2 separate regions of the Mus musculus genome follow, and region 2 is linked to region 1. Evidence: chromatin contacts called from ENCODE Hi-C data. All regions are on one chromosome and are shown on one strand. Each heading gives the region's core, a stretch centred on a gene start or an enhancer-like site at or near the end of the contact. The rest is flanking DNA. Distances are from core to core; before and after follow the strand shown. Region 1 holds the start of Adamts17 (a disintegrin-like and metallopeptidase (reprolysin type) with thrombospondin type 1 motif, 17). Region 2 overlaps 1700112J16Rik (RIKEN cDNA 1700112J16 gene).

Evidence for each region. Hi-C counts contacts between places; a loop is a spot of excess contacts on that map.
Region 2: a map of left cerebral cortex shows a loop between it and region 1 (2.4-fold over the local background). The contact joins the enhancer-like site here to the promoter of Adamts17 in region 1. A Hi-C loop is called at or near these places in 4 of 37 maps with a recorded cell type or tissue (CH12F3, left cerebral cortex and mouse trophoblast stem cell).

The regions. Positions count from the first base shown.
Region 1 is chr7:66,837,424-66,842,713 of GRCm38, reverse strand. It overlaps Adamts17 (a disintegrin-like and metallopeptidase (reprolysin type) with thrombospondin type 1 motif, 17), which reads right to left and starts at 2,979. Exons shown (of 23, transcript NM_001033877.4): 1 at 2,803-2,979; 2 at 2,096-2,466. The coding sequence starts at 2,878. It overlaps Gm33627 (a long non-coding RNA gene), which reads left to right and starts at 2,923. Exons shown (of 4, transcript XR_391554.2): 1 at 2,923-3,007; 2 at 3,918-4,002.
Region 2 is chr7:67,215,016-67,220,305 of GRCm38, reverse strand. 1700112J16Rik (RIKEN cDNA 1700112J16 gene) reads left to right here. Exons shown (of 3, transcript NR_131044.1): 2 at 126-808. Among named protein-coding and RNA genes, the nearest start is that of 1700112J16Rik, 4.8 kb to the left of the region's middle. Within about 2 kb of position 3,270, at least 1 of the 3 ENCODE cell types and tissues checked has a DNase peak (open chromatin) inside an H3K27ac peak, as active enhancers do.

The DNA of each region.
Region 1 (5,290 bases), core at 1,730-4,229:
TCATAAAGTATAAAATACTCACTTTCTGGGAAAAGCCTGCTAATATCTGCACAACATTAGTCTTTGGAGACAAGAAGGCTTTCAGAATACCCCCACCCAATAGCTAACAAGAGCTATCTTCTGGACCATGGCCCCTACCCATGTCTGGTAGCTGGGACTATCCTGGCAAACACACACATAACTGCACACTTCAGAGAGCTTCTGGCCTAGTCAAGGGACCTAGCACAACTTACCACCCACCTGGGTGGACAACCAAGCCAAAGGTGGGGTGCAGGCCAATCTCAAGTAGCTTATGCTAAGAGACCGGCTCCCAGTCATGTCTCTTCCCTCCCGCTCTCAGCCTCTGCCTACGTGTACTCGAGGAGAGTGTCCAATGTGCAGCTTGCACGAACAGGATGAGTAAGGCAGACTAAACAACAGCAGTGTCTCCTCAAACTGGAATTGAAAAATCTAAAGACTTAGAATTCCACCCGCAACTGGGGTGAACTCAAGAGTCTTGGCCGGGTTCCTTTCTCTAAGGCACAGCGCCCTCACATGGTGCCAAAGGGCAGCGCAGTCTTCCTGAAAAGTTGGCTCAGATGCCATGAGAGGAGGCTGAGCAGCCACTCTGGGAGGACTCTACATCAATGTTCTCCAGATTTCCAGCCTGGGCTCCTTCACAGATAGCTCCTCGCTGGAAACTTTACACCAAGAAGTATAAACTCTGACCTCTCCAGAAACTCACGAAACCGCAGCAAATGGGATTCAGATGTTTCTATGCACCGTACGGGGGTGTGACCTAGACTTGAAACACTTTGGCAAAAAAATGGGAGAAATGATGTGGGCCTCTGAGTCCCTCCCAGAACATGATACAGCGCTGACCCGAGTCCTACAGTGATCTGAGCCTTTCTCACTCCACTTAAGCCTCCTCGCCCACAGCCCACACCCTTTGTCCCCCCGTTCAACGATAACACCTACCAGACCCCACCACAATCTGCTTTGCCTTCTTTTGCCAAGACTACCAATGTCTCCCAGTTAAACAAAAGTAACCCATACCCTGAAATGAGACCTTTAAAGATTCCTGAAAATTAGGCTGCTCCTCAGAAATTACATCCACAGGTCCCCCAACCCTGACCCAGTACTAAGAAAGCAGAAGTATCGAGCAAAATCTCGGAGTCTTGGGCTTTCACGCTGTGCTCCTGGCTGTGTAGGTGGTGATAGAAAGCAAGTGAAGGGGTGGCTTCTCTGGCCCACTACCCCAGAGGTCTGCTGTGACAAATGTAGGGAAACAGCACAGACATTGTAAACTGAGTGATGCCAGGCTTTGGGGGGTGGGGAGGGCAAACCATCTGCCAGCCACGTGCTCTTCTTGGGGGCACCCTGGAGAAGCAGAGAAGAACTTGGCTGGGCACCAACGTAGCCAAGTGCTCAAGTGTGAGCACAAAGACAGCAAAACCACCCCAAACTTCTGTGCCTCTCCGTGCACTTGTCACAGGTGTCTCAACAAGGCGAGGCAAGGTCTTCGAGAAGAAAAAGAGTAAGAGCAGGGCTTTCCCCTGGGACAGGTGAGCACCGCACAGTTCTCACCGAGGGAGCATCCAGATAAATAAATACCTACTGCAGAGTAAGGCACTAGAGATACTGACAACAGTTCCTCTCTTGGTCTTACCTTTTCAGCTAGCAAAAATGAGACTAACCATGGCCTGCCTGGGGTCCCCTCCTAATGTAAGAAGGCTCAAGGGACAGAAGAGAAGTGCTTAGATACCCCATTCCTAGACAGGGAATGAACACTTTAGAGCTTCCCCATAACGTGCAGAAAACATACACACCTGTGCTGATGCTGTCAGAGTGGGAACGACAGGTTCATATTCTTTCCTCTAGGTGAGCTATAGCTAATTTCTCAATGCAACCCCACCTCGGCCAGGTTCAGGACACAACAGAAGCCAGGACAATAACAGGCCTTCCCCTGTGTTCTCTCTCCTAGGAAGGCACAGTCTGAAAGGGCCAAGTGAAGGAGATGGGAAGGTAGGTCTTCTCCCGCCCAGCCCTCCGCGGGACCACCCCAGGAGAAGTAACAGACTGGGCAAGGCAGACCCATAGGGGGCGCGGGCAATACCAGGCCGCCGGCGGCGCCGCAGGCGCTGAGGGAGACGAGGGAGCCCGGGTGGCCCAGGACTCGTCCGGAGTAGAAGCACAGCTCGGCAGGATGTCCGCTGCGCCCCGAGACACCCGCCTCCTCCACCTCGAAGCCTGGGGACAGGAAACGCAGGTCGCGATGCAGCTGCAGGTATAGGTCGCGCCCAAAGGCCGGCAGGTGCAGTAGCAGGGCGCGCTCTCCTTGCCCTGCTCGATGGCCACCTGGAGATGCTCGCGGTCGCCGCCACCGCCGGAGCCCCGCTGCTCCCGGCAGCAACTGCAGGTGCACGTCCTCGGGGCGCAGCCGCCTCGGGAGCACCACCTCCACGTCGGCCGCCGCGTCGCCGACAGCTGCGGGGAGAGAGGACACGCGTCAGCACCAGCCTGGCCACCAGGGCTGCCGGCCGCTCCGGCGCTGACTCGCAAGGCTCCGTGGGTATCGCGCAGCCGTGACCCCGCACTCCCTTCCCTCCCCGAGCCGGGCCTCTCCAAGCTGGCGAAGCCACTCGATCGCACCGGGGGTCAGCTCGCCATCCGCGTGCCGAGAGGGAACCAGAGACCAGTTCTCCGGCCGCGGCCTTCACTCTCCTCCTCAGGGGATGCTGTCAGCGGTCCACCTATGCACCCGGGCGCCGGGATGCTTCGGGAAGGCACCGGGAAGGTGGCCGCGAGAGCTAGGAACGCTACCTGTGCCCGGGTCCAGCCCCCACACCAGCAGCAGCAAGGACAGGACGAGAGGGGGCAGCAGGGTGCCGTCACACATGGTACTTGGGACCAGCAGCCCCCAAGACTGTAGTGATAGAGCAGGGACTCGCGAGGCGGCGAAGCCAACCGGAGTGCAGCCCTGCAGCCTTTGGAAAAAGTAATTAGCGCTGCGGACAAACCCAACATGGTAAATACTAAGCCCCACCTTCTCCTTGGAAAGTAGGCGGTGATTGGGCTTTTGCTTTTCTCTGCCCCGCCTTCCCTGTCCGTATTGGTTAGGGCCGGTCGAAACCAACGTGCGTAGTTAGGTTGTAAGCACTTTCTTACACGTGGTTTCTAGGCAGTAGGTAGGCTGTGACACCAGGTGGCAGGCGCGAGCCGGCTCAGCTGCAGCATCTTGGAGCAGCCAGGAGGACACCAGCCTGGTCTTCAGTTTGTTCACATTTGGGAGATCACCTTTGAGGCTTCCTAGGAAGATAGGCCAGACCAACCAGTTCAGTACAAGAAAAAGAAAATCTCTATGTATTGAAGTGACTCCTATTTTTGATTAGTTTGGGCTGGAAAGACGCAGCCCAGTGTTCCTAGCACACCTGAATTCATGCCTGACTTCTATATCTATGGTGTTTGTCCACACCCCGCAGGCTTCTTGCAGTCTATACTTTCACAGAATCCAAGAAGGTGAGAGCATAATAACACTCCCCTGAAGACTGGGAAACTGAGAAAAAGGAAATGTAAGGAGCCTGCTTAAATTGGACAGCTAGTATCTGTCAGAGCCGTGTCTTGTGTCTGTGATCCTGACTTTAGGTCAGGTGTGTTTAGGGAGGTATATTAGCTGCGCTTTGCATCGCAGGACCCTGGAGAGCTGAGAGGCAGAGCCTGAACTTGAACCCAGCCTTTCACGAACAGAATGAGTGTTCAATTTTCCAGCAGAATCTAGCCAGATATTATCCCTAGCAGACCCCTATGGGTAATCCCATTGGCCTCTTTAAAATTGTCCTACAGATAGCAGGACTGACTGAGCACAGGGATACCACAGCAGTCACAGATGGCTCCTCATCTCTCCCTTTTTGTCTGTTTGCTTGCTTGTTTTCAAAAAGGCCCCTACTCACCCCTCATCACAGGATCCAGACTTCATCACAGGGCTGAATTACCAGAAAGCATCCAGAGACGAGGTAAACACTGGTGAGTTTCCCTAAGTTTGGTGCCCCTGTCCTGGTAAGCTGTCTGCAGCTCTCCACAAAGGCGTATCACAGAATGTGCTGCCGAGCCAGTCTCTGATCTAGTGGCTGTCACTCACCGGTTGGCACCCTCGGGTGACTGGCAGCATGGGTCAGGCTCTGTTGGTGGCTATGAATGAGTAGGGCTTTGCCTCACTTGACCATGAGAATTTGACTGTGACCTCAACCATGTCATGGGAAACAGGAAGAAAAGGAGAAGCCTTAGCCCTGTGTGAGTGTGTGTGTGTGTGTGTGTGTGTGTGTGTGGTCAGACAGCAGCTAGCTATTCTGACAGCCCAGGAATGTTTTTCTTCTGAGAGTTGTTCAGTTTTTTCTCTGTAAATCAAGGAGCTAAGCTATACTGCCTCCCCTTGGAGGGTGAACTTCTAATCATTTGGACTACTCTTGAAAATAATAACAAGGGTCTGCGAGATACCTGACATACCATTAGCACTTTGTTAGATTTACTGAATATATGAATAAAAGAAGAAAAGTGATTGATTAAATCAGATGTTTCAGAGACTCCTCCTGTAACAGGGCCCCAGATATTAGCACAACTGACTCCAGGATGGAGATACTGTTTAGGCTGTAAAACTCAGCATCACCCTCCAAAACCAAACCAGAGGCCCATAACAACCATAGTTATAGGAAAGTCTCTAAATGGACTACTAACCTTGCTCTTTGGTTTCTGTAGCTCTGCCTCTGGCTAACTGTTCTCATTAACCGTATATCAACCCAGGACATGGATTTTATGCTCAAAAGCTCACCCTGAAGAAGGCTCAGGACTACATTGAGGTCCTGAACATGCTGTGTAGTTGCCGGCTTGCTGATAGACTTTCTATTGGCTTAAACCCACGTGTGAGCAGTCTTCTCTGCTGACTACCCCAACAACACTCCAGCTGTCAAATGTGCTAAGCAAGCATCGAACCCATGCCCCTCTCCCTTCATTGTTTGTCATTCTTTCTTGTCTGGAGCTGTTTCAGTTTGGCAAGTTCATGGAGGTTGGATTAAAAACAACAACAATGATTAGGGGCCAGATGTTAAATAGTCCTCTGTAAGCGAGAAAGCAGTGGGACATGGAAGGCCTCCGTTGTTTAGATAACCCCACCTTGCTAATGTGTATGTCTGTACGCAGCACCCCAGGCATTGCTGATGCATAGGAACACTAATAAACGTTTGCCAGATGATCAGCAGCCCAATGCTGTCTCTCCTCTTGTATGTATGCCGCTCAAAGTGTTCTTCCACAATGAAGG
Region 2 (5,290 bases), core at 2,021-4,520, 380 kb before region 1:
ACACCTCCAGGGCCCTGTCTACTCCCAAGTTTCTCAAGAAGGGGCACCGGACAGCCTTCTGATCCCTTGTTCCGCTCAGATCCATTAAATCTAAGCAAGATCCAATTTTTTTTTATTTCCTCAAGATATCAGTGCTCCATGGGAATGCTGCAAAGACCCGGGGCTCTGAAAAGATGGCCATGCTAATTCCTCTGTTGGTGTTTACCCAAGACATGAAGACCAGAACAGGAAGAGACACTCGTGGGCTATTCATAATCAACCAACTCAATCCATGAATGGCAAAGTTGATGGTGATAATTTTCCCTCAGAAACTGTCCCTCAGAATGAAAAGTAGCCCATGATGAATGTGGCCTAAGCACATCTCAGAAGCACAATGCCAAGGGAAAGAAACTCCTTAAATGACATCGTGGGGTTGGCAGGAGAATAGAAACAGAAATCAGACCCGCGGTTGTCAGAGATGGAAACACAGAATGGGATTTGTTTGCAAAGCGTCTCAAAGAACTTTGTGGAAAGAACAGCCATGGTCTAAGCTGTAATACTGGTCAAAGCTTGTTTCATGGTACTCAAAGAAGATGAACTTAAGGATTTAAATACTTCTCAGTAAGCTTGAGTTAAAAGGGGTGTGAAGTCCTCAAATAATTAAACATAGACTTGGATGATTCAGCCCACTTCTAGGCACATAACAGAGAGGATGGAAAGCAGGTCTGTATGCCAAATGCGCATGACACAGTTCTCACGGGCACTAAAAGGTTGGGCCCAGCCCAGAAGGCACCGATCAACAGGTGCATGGATACAGCAAATGTGACAGGTATACGTGGAATATTACTTAACCCTGAAATGAGAGAAACTCCCGATGCACACTATAGCATGTATGTCTCCTGAGGACGTTGTGTTGAGAGAAGTAAAGCCAATTAGAAAAGGGCAAATATACTATGATTCCATTTGCATGAGATCTTGGAGTATATGAGCTCAGAGACAGAGCTGCATGTTAGTGCTAGGGGCTTCTAAGATACAGGAGTTTGTATTACACAGTAACAGGATTAAAGCCCTCACTTAAGAAGCCCCCACCCACCCACCAGATAAACAGTCCAGACAGTAAGCTGTTGAAGAGAGACCTTAAAATCTGTGATCAAGAGAGGCAGGTGTGGTGTCACAAGCCTTTAATCCCAGCACTCAAGAGGGAGAGGCAGTCAGATCTTTGTGAGTTCAAGGTCAGCCTGGTCTATAGCATGAATTCCAGGACAGCCAGGGCTGTTACACAGAGAAACCCACCAAACTCACTCCACCCCCAAAATTGTGATAAGATGCTGTTCACAGTTGATGGTGTCTGGCCCGGGTGGGAGAACTCAGCTTTCTTTCAGGGGCTGGCCACTGGGAGTTTGACAATGCTCCAATGCGTATATGGGCAACACAAATTTGACTTGGGTTGTTGTTGTTGTTGTTGTTGTTGTTGTGTTGTTGTTGTTGTTGTTGTTGTTGTTGTTTTGTGGTTCTTTTGGAGGGAGAGTGCCAGAGTGAGAGGGTGAACCTGGAAAGAATGGAAAGCAAGTGTGATCAGGGTGCACTGTATAAAATTCTCAAATAATTAAAAAAAAAAAAAGTATGTTGGGGATAACTAAAGGAAGCTTGGTGGCCGTCAGATTGCTTGCTTTCCTTTCCACTTGGGGCTGAGAGAAAACCCAGCTCTTCTTGACCTCCAACCCCAGAAACACACGCCATCTTTGAAGCAGAGAAGCCTTCCCCAAGCAGACAACAAAGCCTCCTGGCACCTTGCTGTCAGACTCCTCCACCTCCAGGATGGTAAGAAACATCTCTGCCCTGTATAAATGCCCTCATGGCAGTATTCTATAGTAACAAACATTCTATAGTAACAAGGTACAAATGGACCATGTGGCGGAAGGGAGGAGCGAGGATGGACTCATCACTGCTCTCAAGCTAGTTTCAAACTCACCACATAGCTGAAGTTAACCTTGAACTCTCGACCCTCCTGCTTCTACCAATAGTGTAATAGAATTACAGGTATGAGCCACCAAGTGTAGTTTTATGGGTGCTGGGGATCAAACCCAGGGCCTCAGGCACGCTAGGTGAGCACGCTATACACGGAACCATAATTTTAAAAAAGACTATATGCTCTACTTGAGTGGTGAGTTTGCTGGCTGCTTATGGTGAAATGGGTGTTGTGGAGGCAGCCATCCTGTCAAAAATTCTCACCCCGGCACGGCAGCTACTCCCCACACAAGTCCACTGTCTCACCCCTGCAAGGCAGCTACTCCCCACACAAGTCCACTGTCTCACTCCCCACACAGGACCACTGAAGCTTTGAATGAGGCCTGCTCAGACTGAGGAACACTCTAAGTACAAACTTCAAACAAGAGTTTTTTTAAATTAATACTTTTGTTTAGTGTGTGTGTGTGTGTGTGTGTGTGTCACAGTGCATGTGAGGAGGTCAGAGAACAGCTTGCTTGAGTGTTCTCTCTACCATGTGCCCTCTCTAGGAGTTAAGCTCAATTCATTGGGTTTGGAGGGAAGAGCCCTTACCAGCTGAGCCTTCACCCTACGCTCACCTAGGCTTTAAGTAGTCAGTATAGAGAAATAGACTAAGTGCTCTCTGTATAACTTAAGTGCTATACGCTTAAGTGTTATTCTGTATAACTTAAGTGCCATTTATGAGATGTAATTAGTTACAGAAAATACTGTTGAAATGAATTCCACCTTTTTTTTCCCCTGTGGCTACTAGGAAATATAAACACATCTTGGTGCATATTCTACGGGATGGCCCTGCTCTGAGCCCCCCCTGCTGGAGCTGAAATCCAGTATCCAGGGACTTCCCTGACTGAGGCCTCTTCTCTAAAGGGCCTTGTTTAACTGATAGAGATAGGCTTATTTCAGTCAGGAGGGAGTCAGGCCAGGCAGCTGACAGGGACAGAGACTGGCATAAGAAAGAAGAGATTCAGGGTACTGCCCAAGAGACCCCTGGACCTTCCCATCCCTGCCTTTCCTTGCTCTGCTCCTCTGCCCCACCACCACCTTCTCCCCCTGGTGGTAGGACCAGGCACAGCAAGTGGGCCAGATACTAAGCCTCTGAAGTCAGAAGAAGATGGGGGTGGGGGAGGCACTTATACCAGAAAGGAGAGGGTTGGAGTTGTACGCAGTGGTGTTTCTAAGGCCAGAATGTGAGTGGCTCACCCAGCTTGAGGAGCAGGTGGAAATGATAAGCGAAACTAGAGTCTGGTGAGTGCAGGAACAGAGATCCCACAAAGACCATTCGGGGTGTCCAATGGATTGCTGTTTGCAGGGACTGTTTGGTGGAAGTTCTGCATTACTAAAGGTGGCCCATAGGAGGTGAGCCCCCAGGGGTTCCCAGGTTATGGGGGGTGGCCTCACTTATACATAGGAGCAAACTCGCAAAGTACCCATGCCAACTGTTCCTATCCTGAAACAGCTATCAAGCCCATGTATCTGTGCACACACAAAACATACCCAGTGTTAGATTGCTCAGAACTTGGATGGGGCCGAACAAGCCAGGGCTGGCCACTTATCCTCAATAAGTCAATGAAAGAGACTCAGGATGCTACAAAGCAGAGAGGGAGGATTTATTCGATTCAGCACAACACAGGAAGAGGAACAGAAAACCCAGTGACACCCAAGTCCATCTTTGGGATCCTGGCAGGAGAATTCAGTTTAAACTGAAGGCAAGAGGTATGCCTAGCTAAGCAGCCCAGATCAAGGTGTGGTCCGCTAATCAGTGACTCATAATTGTCTCAGCCTCTTGCTCCTGGGCTGTCCTTGCAAACTGTGACATCCTTTTCTGAGAGATAAGCTCTCGGACTGTGGCCAAGGTCCTATCTATTCCTGTTCCCAGCATAAGCCTCTGGGAAACCCAGTTCCTAGGGATTCACTGTCCCGATCGCCTGATAGCGGGAAGGAGGGGGATGGGGGGGGGTGGGTGTCTTTCTTTAGAATGGCTCCCTTTTCACCACGTGATCACAGCATCATACCTTATTAAGTATAATGGTTGAGTGTGTATTGAACCAATACAGGGCCATAGAGTAGATGGTCTCTTTATACATGGAGGACACCCACCCACGCCCATCACTAACAATCTGCTCTGTCCTGGACCCTCAGCCTCACCTTCCACATCACAGGGTCGTGGAAAGTCAAGTTTGAGTGGCAGAGAGGGTTTATCTAAGAGCAGTCACAACAGAGAGATCACAGGGGGGTCACAGGAGTGGAGAAGACAGATAGAGGTGGCACCAGAACAACACAGAGATTAATAATGACTGGGGCCATTGTCCCAACTGGGAGGCAAGGGAAAGGGCAGTGTTATGGGAGCCTAGGGAGCTGTGGTCCCCCCACTTCTCATGGAGAGAGTCCCAGCAGTCCCCCTACTCCTCAGGACTCAGACTCAACATGTTCCAGGGGAATCACACCTGAGACCGTGTCACGCAATGCCAGTGACCCAGAGTTCATGGTTTTCCCTCACATGATTTTTGACACAAACTTTTGCAGGGAACCTCCATGCAAAACTAGCAAGTGAATACACACACACACACACACACACACACACACAGAGAGAGAGAGAGAGAGAGAGAGAGAGAGAGACAGAGACAGAGACAGAGACAGAGACAGAGACAGAGACAGAGGGATTGGGAGGAGGCTTGTCAGAATAATGATATATGTAGTTTGAATTTAAGCAGGTGTTGCCAGATTGCTTTCCAAAAATGATAAGAATCCATGTTTGAGCAGCAATGCATTTGATTACTCCATCCCCCTGGATCTTTGTGCACAATGTACACTAACATTGACTTCATTTTCCACTGGTCTGATCAACATGAGTGATATGTTGTTTAATTTGCACCACTGACAGGTTACAGCATCTCTCCATGCTTGCCATTTGGGTTTGCTCCTCTGTGGACCACTGTGCTAATTGCATCAGGTACAGTGGCAGGGAAACCAAGAAACTGAATAGAAGTTTACTTATGTCTTCTGCAAAATAAATAAATAAACAAGCAAAATAAATCCGGCTGGACATAGATAGGCATTTGAGATTGGCGTTGAGACTCTTCAAGCGTATCAGTGATGCAAATGTCTTTCAGTATTCTATTTCAGTTTCCCTCAGGAACAGATGTAGTACTCAGGCCTCTGCCCCACCATGGTTGCTAGGGTGCCAGATGCAATATCCTTGCTCCAGGAAGCTGTGGAGAAGCAGATACTCAGAGCATACGCCATCTCTAAAGTGAGACTCTGGCTGCAACCCCCAAGATGCCTGCCGTCATGTATTTAGCAGAAA